Regions from separate parts of the Homo sapiens genome. Here region 1 is linked to region 2. A link is a contact called in ENCODE Hi-C data. All regions are on one chromosome and are shown on one strand. Each heading gives the region's core, a stretch centred on a gene start or an enhancer-like site at or near the end of the contact. The rest is flanking DNA. Distances are from core to core; before and after follow the strand shown. Region 1 holds the start of FAM53C (family with sequence similarity 53 member C). Region 2 holds the start of C5orf24 (chromosome 5 open reading frame 24).

Region 1 (5,101 bases), core at 2,434-4,933, 3.5 Mb before region 2:
CTGGTCACTGGAAACCAATGATAGAAATGTGTGGAGAGAGGAATGGGTACACACACGTACACAAACACACACGATGCCTTACCAGACACAAGCTGGAAAGAGTTCCCACAGTTGGAGATGTCTGCATGATCAGGCAAAGGCTAAGAAAGAGAGAATATCCATCATGATTTGGATTCAGGACACACTGACAGATTTCTAGGAAGCCCTCTTCAGTTCTCCTCTGCGATTCATGAGCTACAGGGATGTTAGGGACATTAAGTGTTCTTCCTCTTGTCTTCCCAAAGTTAGTAAGTCAAACAATCCACATCTTCCAACATCTCAAACCCTTCTCCACCCAAGTTTTGCTGTCCCTTCTCTATCGGTGGAAAAATCCCTGCCCCCTTCCTTTTGGGCTGGGTTTTGAGCCATTAGTGGGCTCTTCCAGGTTAAGTACCATGATTCATACAGCACAGGACAAGAGTAAAGTAATAGCAACAATCAGCCTCAGAAAAAAGGGGGAGGGGGTCGTGGAGAAGCAGGAAGACTGGTCTTTTACCAGACTGATGCTGAAGCGTGTGCATTTCAGCTCATCCAGAGTCTGCTTCTGTAGCTGCTCAGTGATCAGGGTTATCATGATTCTCCCCAGGATTTGACTTGCACACTTTGGAGCAAATGATGGATGTCTTCCCTGTTGTTCTTCCAGACCTCACTTGTGAGCCGTCTTCTGCCACTGCAGCACCATTCTAGCACCATTGGGACTTCCCTCTCCAGTCATGCCTGCTGAGTCTGCCAATTAGAGGGACCAGCCCCAAGTGATATTAGAGATGCACCTGGTCCAGAGATGGAAAATGCATGGCACACATACCACAGCACCCCTAAGCCAGGCCTCTGGCAGACATCAATTGATCACAGCTCTTTCCAGCTAAGCCTAAACACAGCTTCAGAAATTATGAACTTGGCAGTCCAGATATGAAATAAAATAGAGTTGGCAATCAAGTTGAAACTTATTTGCTACCCTTAAACTGGTTCATGCTCTGTTGTTTCTAACTGGAATACCAGCACCACTTAGAAAACAGCTGCTCAAGTGAGAGAGAGGGATGCCCAAATGATTATTTCCATCAAGATCAGCCCAGTATTTTATCTTCCAGTCAGAAGTGAAAAGAGGTACCCTTCTCCTAAACTACAGAAATAGTAATAAGAGAACAAGGAAGAACAGTGGTTGTAGGCAAGACTTTCTGCTTTAGACCTGAGTACATAGGATTTTATGTCCTCCCACAGCCTAAACATCTGATATATTATTGTTTTCCAATAGATACAGTGTTTGTTTTCTTATCAAATGGGAAGATAAAGAAATGGTCAGGGTAATTCCAATACATTTCAACTCTACAGACGTCGTAAACAACAACTCCATGACTGTTCAACTAAGTTTTTAGCCTCATCTGATGCAAAGTCCATGGATACAGTTAACCAAGATTCTTTCTCGTGGTCAACTTCTGATAGAAGCAAACTAACTGTATCAGATAACAGGCTTCAAGCCCACACAATTACCTGAGGGGCCTTGCTCAAGGGAAAAGGGGAGGTTAAGCCAGTGTCTTGATTTTGTTCTATCTATTCCCGGAAATGAGCAGCAAGCTGACAGCTTACCAGAGAATGTGTGTAGCATTAGCTAGTCAAGAGAACAAATCATCAAGAAATCTAATTATTAATCCAATTTGCTAAGAGTTTTGACAAATCATTTAATACTCCTTGGCCTCAGTTTACCCATATGTAAAGTGGGCAGAATAATCTTAACCTGTCACAGGAACAATATAACATATTAAAATGTACAAAATGTACCATCTGACCTATAAAAATCAGGAGTCCACACAGACTACCATTTCTCGTTCCCGTTTGTGAATCTTCAAGGCCTCAGAATGTCAGAAGTAATGAAATCAATAAGATGAAGAAGGCAATAGGGTCCATCTCTCTGGCTGAATACCATCCTCCCTCACCTGCACACTAAGAAAAGCCCAAGAGGGCTCTTCCTTCTGTGACCTTGGGGGCAGATCACTCTACAAAAAAGAGGAATTATCTCTACCCCACTCACACCTTAGAAGGAGGGCACAAGGAAGAGCAAAGAGATAAACCTGGATGTACCTGGAGTTCTCTGGAAGAAAGGTGCAAGAGAAGTCAATCATCATTACAGTTAACTATCATTTTCATGCATAATTATTACCACCCTGAACAAAATTCTAGCTTCCGGGGAGCTCTCTTCAGCTGCTTCCCCTATATTCTTACGGGAGAAGCTAAAGCTTATATCACTTCTGCTCTTGGTTTCTTAACTCTGCTGCCCTCAAAGATCAACCAGAGAGGGAACCTAAGTGCAGGATTTTACCCTAGAGACCCCAGGCCTCAGGCTAACCAGCTATGAGGAGCAGGGAATGAAGCAAACTCTCCAGCTTTTCATGAGGCATTTGGACAAACAGCAAACTCCCAGCCACCTCTAGGATCAAGTCAAGACAGTGAATTTGTGTTTTTCTGCATTTTAATTGTTGGGATGTGGCCACACACAGTGGTAATTGGAACAATGCAACTACCACCACGCAACTGATACTCTCAGCCTGAGTTTCCTAAAACAGGCCAGGCTGCGAGGGGGAACAGAACGGAAGCCATAAGGAATCAAACCAGGACACAAAAGAAGGCAAACCAGCTCCGCGAGGGGCCTCCTCTTTCTCAAGCAGGCATTGAAAAAAGTGTAAGAAGCCCTCTCTTGCCGCCTTCCTTCCCCTTCCATTTTGTGTATCTGAAGGGTAGAGACAGCCCTGAATATTCACTAAACAAGTTAAAACTTCTCAGTTTAACAACTGGCACGGGGCTCAGCCCTTCACAGAGCAGCAGGCCGCTAGGCCCTCTCAGCAACCCCACCAGACCTAACTCTCAGTCCAGGCTTTCCCTCCACCAGCAGCCCCCAAAAATAAAGATCAGACCCCCACCCCATCTCCTATTGGATGGCAGTAACCCCTGACACTCCTGTTTCAGGGATGCTGAGGTTGTGCTGTACCAAGACAAGGTAGGATCAGGTCAGGCCAACAGGGAGGAGAGTCACAAACCCTTTGGGGACCTTCCCCTCAGGTCCCAGCCCCACACCTCCTGGGGAGACTGAAGAAAAACATGAGGAAGGCAGGGAGCTGCATGAACAGGTAGGTGGAGATCTGCCTGCTCTTCTTCCATATGGTTCTGGTGGGGAAAGGGGTGACAAGTGGGGAACACCCCTCCCCCCACCCCCATGAAGAAGCAAAAGGCTAGGCCCCTCCAATCTTCAACCTCTCCCTCTGTTGCCCTGCCTGTCCCCGCGGGGTGGGGCATGGGGCGTCCGCTGGTCCCCGGGGCGGGGGGGGGGGTGCGCCAGGGCTCGCTCAGGGGGGCTGTCGTTCGCCTCTTCCCACTAGGTTCCATCATCTGGCCGCGGGAAGCGAACTCAGGACGCAGGGGATGGGGAGGGTCTGGGACTTAGCACTCCGCCACCCCCTCCCCCACCGGGTCCCGTGCTCTCCCCGCAGAGGCGGCCAGCGAGGCCCGGCCGCGCGGGCGGTCGGGCTGGGGGAGGGGAAAGAGGGAAGGAGGGAGGGACGGTTGAGGTGCCCGCCCCGAGGCCCCAGCGCCACCTGCCCTCCACCACCTACCGCGGTTCCTCCAGCTCCCAGGGCCGCGGCCGGAGCAGCTCTGAGCGCTCGGTTCGCCCCACGGTGCCCTTAAAAGGCGCTGGCGCGAACCAACGAGTCCCTGAGGAGAGTAGGGGGACAGCTCCGGCTCGCAGAATCCCCCCAAGCCACCCATGGAGGGCGCAGCTCCGTGTCGTGTCTCTCTCAAAGTGTCTCTCGGACAGCGCTGTTGGGAACGAGCCTGGCGCTTTGATTTAGGGATGGGGGTGGTTTCCTCACTAACGAGTCACCCCCTCCAAAATATCGCAGAAAGTGGACGGCCCCAGTTGGAGGCACATCTTGAAACCCGCGGGGGAGGCCATGTCGGAAGAAGGTAAACAAAGGCATCGCCCCTGCCCTCCCTCCCTCCAACGGCCCAACTGCAGCCTCCCACTCGGTTCGGGCCGCGTCACGCAATTAGCCACAGTGCCCCTCACCTGCTCTGCTGCCCCGCCCTCCACGACCACCTCTTCGAAGGAATCCCCCTTCCCCCAGCAAAGGACCCGTCCGCGGCGTGAAGGCTGCTGGGAAGTGTGGTCCAAGCGCGGATTAGGGCCTGCTCGGAGTCCCAGGAGCCCCTCTTGCAGCTGCCGGATCGGCCTGAACCTTAAAAACCCAGGACTTATAATGGTTGCGGGGACGTTTCCACTTGGTTCTGTAATTTGCCCTCACCCAGAACACTTTGTAAAGCTCAGGATAGCCCAGGGCTGTTCACTCCCTCTCTTCTCTCTCCGCCCCCTCCCCCCCAGCAGGATGAGGTAATGGGATTGTGATTATGACATCATAGGCGGTTCAGTTGCTTGCGTTTGCCTGGGGGGAGGTGCGGGGAGGTGGGGAGAAGTGCGGTGGTTAGACTTTCCTTAAACAGAAAGGGAAGGAGGAAACAGGCAGATGGGGAAAAGATGTTGACGGCGCTATATTTCCACTTCAGGAAGACAAAACCACCTTTTATTAAGTCTCCACCACTACCACCACCTCCCACATGAGCCAAAATTTAAGTCTTTTTTAAAGAGATTGAATGTAGACGTTAGTGTGTGAAGAGGTTGGGTTGATGGTTTCTGGCTCTTATGTAAATTCGAGTCTCAGCTAGCATCACAGATGGTTTAGGGAGACAAGCAAAAAAGTGGATAAAGGAGAGGCTTTAAACAATGCGTTCGTGTTGTGATCTCTTTGTAATACAAAGTTTTCTATTTCTTTTTTTTAATTGATTGGAAAGTAGCAGTAATGCAAGTAATCTTCACTATTACACTTAGCAGCAAGTCCTCTGAAAGACATCTGTTTTCTGTAAATATTTTGTGCCTTACTCAAGACTGGGACAGGTAAATAGCTGTGATCAGCTGGAAAGTAGAGCCAGTGGCGGGGGTCGTCCTCACTGAGCCAGGGAGGGGAGGAGGCAGGAGCCACCAAGTCTACAAACTGAAAAAGAGTAGAGGAAAAATGAG
Region 2 (5,512 bases), core at 1,518-4,017:
CCTGCCACAGCTCCCAAAGTGTTGGGATTACAGGCGTGAGGCACCACGCCCGGCTTTTTTTTTTTTTTTTTTTTTTGAGACGGAGTTTTGCTCTTGCCCAGGCTGGAGTGCAATGGCGCGATCTTGGCTTACCGCAACCTCCACCTCCCGGGTTCAAGCAATTCTCCTGCCTCAGCCTCCTGAGTAGCTGGGATTACAGGCACGTATGCTAGGCTAATTTTTATACTTTTTTTTTTTTTTAGTAGAAACGAGGTTTCACCATGTTGGCCAGGCTGGTCTCAAACTCCCGAGTTCAGGTGATTCGCCTGCCTTGGCCTCCCAAAGTGCCGGGATTACAGGCGTGAGCCACCACGCCGGGCGGAAAGACCCTTTCATTGAAAGTATGCAAGCGACATTTGTTTTTTGTTTTGTTTTGTTTTGTTTTGATATGGAGTCTTGCTCTGTCGCCCAGGCTGGAGAACAGTGGCCCGATCTTGGCTCACTGCAAGCTACGCCTCCCAGGTTCTCGCCATTCTCCTGCCTCAGCTTCCCGAGTAGCTGGGACTACAGGCGCCAGCCACCACGCCTGGCTAATTTTTCGTATTTTTAGTAGAGACGGGTTTCACCATGTTAGCCAGGATGGTCTCGATCTCCTGACCTCGTGATCCGCCTGCCTTGGCCTCCCTAAGTGCTGGGATTACAGGCCACAGCCACCGCGACCGGTCCCAAGCCACATTTCTTAAGAGTCAGAATGGTCCGGCGCGGTGGCTCAGGCCTGTAATCCCAGAAATTTTGGAAGCCCAGGTGGGCAGATCAGTTGAGGTCGGGAGTTCCAGAGTAGCCTGGCCTGGATAACACAGCGAAACCCTCTCTCTAAAAATCCAAAAAATTAGTCAGGCATGGTGGCGGGTGCCTGTAACTCCAGCTACTCCAGAGGCTGAGGCAGGAGAATCGCTTGAACCCAAAGGCGGAGGTTGCAGTGAGCCGAGTTCGTGCCACTGTACTCCAGCCTAGGAAACAGACTCCATCTCAGGAAAAAAAAAAAAAAAATAGGATGAATACTACATTTCCAGACAGCGTGGACTGAATAGAAGCCAAGAGTTATAGAACAGGTTGTGTAGACTATCAAAGGTTAAAGATCATCTTTTTAAATAGTTACTGAAGCCGGGTGCAGTGGCTCACGCCTGTAATCCCAGCACTTTGGGAGGTTGAGAAGGGTGGATCACGAGGTCAGCAGTTCGAGACCAGCCTGGTCAACATGGTTAAACACCATCTTTACTAAAAATACAAAAATTAGCTGGGTGTGGTGGCGCATGCCTATAATCCCAGCTACTTGGGAGGCTGAGGCAGGAGAATTGCTTGAACCCGGGAGGCAGAGGTTGCAGTGAGCCGCGATCGCGCCACTGTACTCCAGCCTGGGGGACAGAGTGAGACTCCGTTTCAAAAAAAACAAAACAAACAAAAACAACCAATAAATAGTTCCCTGAATGTACAGGAGTCAACTAAGAGCTTCTATATATTTGGACTGTGACTAAATTCGAATACTTAAAGCATAAGCTAAAACTTACCATCCTTGAAGTTGTTTTATTGTGTTTAACTCCTAAAGTTTAACCCCTAAAATGAGCCGTTCTTTATAGAACAATTCCTTTCTCTTCTCTTGAATGTGGCAGTCATTACTGCCAACATAAAGAAATGTAACTATTTTTAGTAACTTCACAAAGCATCCCTGAAGCTTTCTAAACATGGAGAAAGCTTCCTTTCAAGAAACCCAAGTTCTGTTCTCCAAAGATCAAAGATCACGTAATTCTCAGAGATTTATTTCAGGTCATTTGACTAACTATTATGTATAATCATATACGTTTCATAATTCTAAATGAAGATTTGCAACTCACCTCAATCACTCTGAAAGTCCATTCAGCAGAGGCCAATAGCCACGCACCCTGCCCCACCACGGAAAGTTTTGATAATAGGACGGCACATAAATAACGGCCTCCTTTGTCTTCTTCCTGCTCCTTAACTGTGCCCCACGGTGCACAAATAAGGACTCTCCTTATTTTGACACGAGGCGTTTAGAATGTATTACCTGTTGTGTGCTGAAAGCGACTATTAGCGTATTGGCAATAACAAGTTTGCAGAAGATGCACGCCACCCTAGAGAAAGGGTTGTGTACCCTCTAAAAAGCAAAATTCATAAGCCGCTATCCGTCCACTCGGAGTTCCGCAAGCGTAGAAGTCCACGGGCACTCCATCGCGACGCCGATCTCGAGCCGGCAGGCTTTTATTTAAAGGCGAAGGGCGGACTGCGGATTCTGACCTCTCAAAGAAAAGAAAGGGGGCTCCCTCCCCCCGCCGCAGGAGGAATGTCCCCCCGTAATGGCTCCACACCGGGGAAGAGCAGGCTACGTCCGGGGCCCCTCCTCTCACTCCGGCTACACTAGGGCCCCTTGGCAGGAGGCCTCTTCTCCCCGGTCAGCGAGGCGCCCGTTCTCGCCGCCGCCCTACCCCGCTCCCGGCCGGCTGACCAGCCCGCGCACCCCTACCTACCTCAGCCGCTCGTAGCCCGGCCCCTCGGCGCGTCTAGGGGCTTCCCAGCGGCTGGGAACCTCGTGCTGGCGCCGCTCCCTCCCCAGCCCGCCGCCTCTGCACGGTGCGGAGAACGGGCCAAGACGGAGTGGCAGGCAGCGAGGGCGGCGGCGAGGCAGGCGCTGGCTCCCAGCACCCGCCGCGGCCGCCGCGCACGGTCCTGCCCCGGACGCAGTACGAAGAGGCCGCTACCACCCTGTAGTGTTAGAGGCGGCGTGCGCGAGCTCGCGAGGGCCGCGCACGCACACGCTCACTCGCATCGCGAGACCCGATCTCCCGCCGCCAACCTGCACGCAAGCTTTGGGAGGGAGCCAGGCTGGCAGGCTGCGCTTGCGCGTCGTGGCCTTAAGCCTGAGCTGCTGGTGATCCGGCGTGGACCGTCCCCAGTGGCTGGGGTTGAGGAACCCACCAAATGGGGAATTAATAACTTCCTTACTTGTATTGGTTTTCACCACAATTCTGAGATGCTGGAACTCCTGCTGACCCCATTTCTTAGATACAGGACAAATAAATGATAGTCAGGGGAGTTGGGACTCTTCATGCCCAGGATCATGTGATAATGAAAAGCTTTATTTTATGGGACATCCTATGATCCACGCAGATTACAGGCGTAAGCCACCACGCCCCAGGAATTGTCGCATTCATTATTCCATAATCACAGGAAAGGATGGAACAACAAACTACCGCTATTATGTTTTTCTTGTGAGATATCTGACATATCAGTCACCTCACACAAACCCACTTAGAAGGGATTCATTTCCTCACTCCTTCCTCCTGTGAATTTCCAGATGTCAGAATGGAGAGGATCCAGAATTAGGGCAGCTACTGAAAGGGAGACACTTTATTAAGCAGTGGGAAGAGGCTAGAGGAGGATGCTTGCCCTTTTCCCCCATGTAATGAAGGATATTTGAGGATGGACAATTCATAGAACTGAGTTCTACCATAAGCACAGCCCTGAGCCAGGTACTGCCCTGCCAGTAGGAAAGAAAGGAGGAGAAACAACTTTTCTGGACAAACACACAAGCCAGGACACAACACACGAAACAAGCAAGCCCATTCATTCAAACTACTGAGGGACTGGAGACAGATAAGCCATGTGAACAGTTGATCAAACCTACACCAATAAAAACTCTGGACAGCCTGGGTGCGGTGGCTCACGCCTGTAATCCCAGCACTTTGGGAGGCCGAGGCGGGCAGATCACGAGGTCAGGAGTTCGAAACAAGCCTGACTAACATGGTGAAACCCCTTCTCTACTAAAAATACGAAAATTAGTTGGGCATGGTGGTGCGCACCTGTAATCCCAGCTACTCGGAAGGCTGAGGCAGGAGGATCGCTTGAACCCAGGAGGTGGAGGTTGCTGTGAGCCGAGATCGCACCACTGCACTCCAGCCTGGGACAGAACGAGACTCCGTCTCAAACAAACAAACAACAACAACAACAAAAAACTCTGGACACAAAGCTCAGGTGGAATTCCCTGGTTGGGAAGCTAGGATTTTTTTGGCAGACGGAGATTCATAACATGATTCTAAACATCATTCCAACTAGGTGGAGTGATTCACACCTGTAATCCCAGGACTTTGGGAGGCCAAAGCAGGAGGCCAGGAGTTTGAGACCAGCCTGGACAATATAGAGAGATTCTGTCTCTACAAAAAATAAAACAATTAGCTGGGTGTGGTGATGAGTACTTGTAGTGCCAGCTGCTACGGAGGCTGAGACAGAAGGAAGGACTGAGATAGGAGGAAGGAGACTGAGGCTTCCTTAAGCTGTGTTTGTGCCACTGCACTCCAGCCTGGGCAACAGAGTGAGACCCTGTCTCAAAAAAATAAAATGCTAAAAAAACAGGATTAATCATGCTAGTGTTATTTATATGTAAAAGGAAAATACCAATATAGAAAAGTTAAAATATGTACACAGATTTTAAGGCATATTAAGTAGCCTATCTAAAAACAAGTTTTTTTTCTAAGCAAGGTTTTTTTGCTCTTGAGGTGGAGCACTCCCATACCATATAATCACTATTCCAAATCTGTAACTCTAAACTCTTGTCTGAAATGGCATTTGTACATAAAAACATTTAAGAAAAAGAAATTTTCATTCTAAAAAAGTCAAGTAATTTGCAGGCCCAATGGAGGGGTAGCCAGAATAACAAAGAAGTCAGGCAGCCCTGAGTTTGAATGCCTTTCTGCCACTTGCCTCCCATGGTATTTTGGGCAAGTCATTGCTCCACCAAAAGTTTCCACATGTAAGAAATTAAGACAATGTCTTCCTTGTAGAGCTGTGAAATTAAATAAGGTAATAGGACTATTTAAATATCCATCAGTGGCCAGGCACAGTGACTCATGCCTATAATCCCAGCACTTTGGGAGGCCAAGGCGGGTGGATCCCCTGAAATCAGGAGTTCAAGACCAGCCTGGCCAACATGGTGAAACCCTGTCTCTACTAAAAATACAAAAAATTAGGCATGGTGGTGCATGTCGCTAAATCCCAGTTACTCGGGAGGCTGAGGCAAGAGAATCGCTTGAACCTGGGAGGCGGAGGTTGCAGTCAGTTGAGATCGTGCCACTGCACTCCAGTCTGGGTGACAGAATGAGACTGTCTCAAAAATAACTCAGCTTAGCTACTTGGTAGGCTGAGGCGGGAGGATCGCTTGAGCCTGGAAGGCAGGGATTACAGTGAGCCACGCCACTGCACTCCAGCCTGGATGACCAAGCGAGACCCTGTCCCAAAAGATATAAAGAAAAAAGAAAATATTCACCACTACTTAGATGTTCATTATACTATTCTATTTTCAAATATTTACCATTTTCCATAAAATATTTTAAGCTCATACAAGTTATATTGTTCTTGAAAATAACCAAATAATTCCAATAAAATCTTGAATAAGAATTCATGGGAATAAGGCCAGGCACGGTGGGTCATGCCTGCAATCCCAGGACTTTGGGAGGCCGAGGCA

Evidence for each region. Hi-C counts contacts between places; a loop is a spot of excess contacts on that map. Pooled maps may share reads with other maps.
Region 1: a loop to region 2 is called in a pooled map, with 3 times the contacts of the local background. The contact joins the promoter of FAM53C here to the promoter of C5orf24 in region 2. A Hi-C loop is called at or near these places in 7 of 50 pooled maps.

The regions. Positions count from the first base shown.
Region 1 is chr5:138,336,848-138,341,948 of GRCh38, reverse strand. FAM53C (family with sequence similarity 53 member C) reads right to left here and starts at 3,683. Exons shown (of 5, transcript NM_016605.3): 1 at 3,642-3,683; 2 at 536-765; 3 at 83-140. The coding sequence starts at 613. LOC100128966 (a long non-coding RNA gene) reads right to left here. Exons shown (of 4, transcript NR_146628.1): 4 at 4,803-5,075. It also overlaps a transcript of CDC25C not described here. RefSeq lists silencers at 3,234-3,323, 3,374-3,723 and enhancers at 3,804-4,283, 4,454-4,533.
Region 2 is chr5:134,843,223-134,848,734 of GRCh38, reverse strand. It overlaps C5orf24 (chromosome 5 open reading frame 24), which reads right to left and starts at 2,767. Exons shown (of 2, transcript NM_001135586.1): 1 at 2,523-2,767. RefSeq lists silencers at 2,342-2,391, 2,422-2,801 and an enhancer at 2,321-3,056.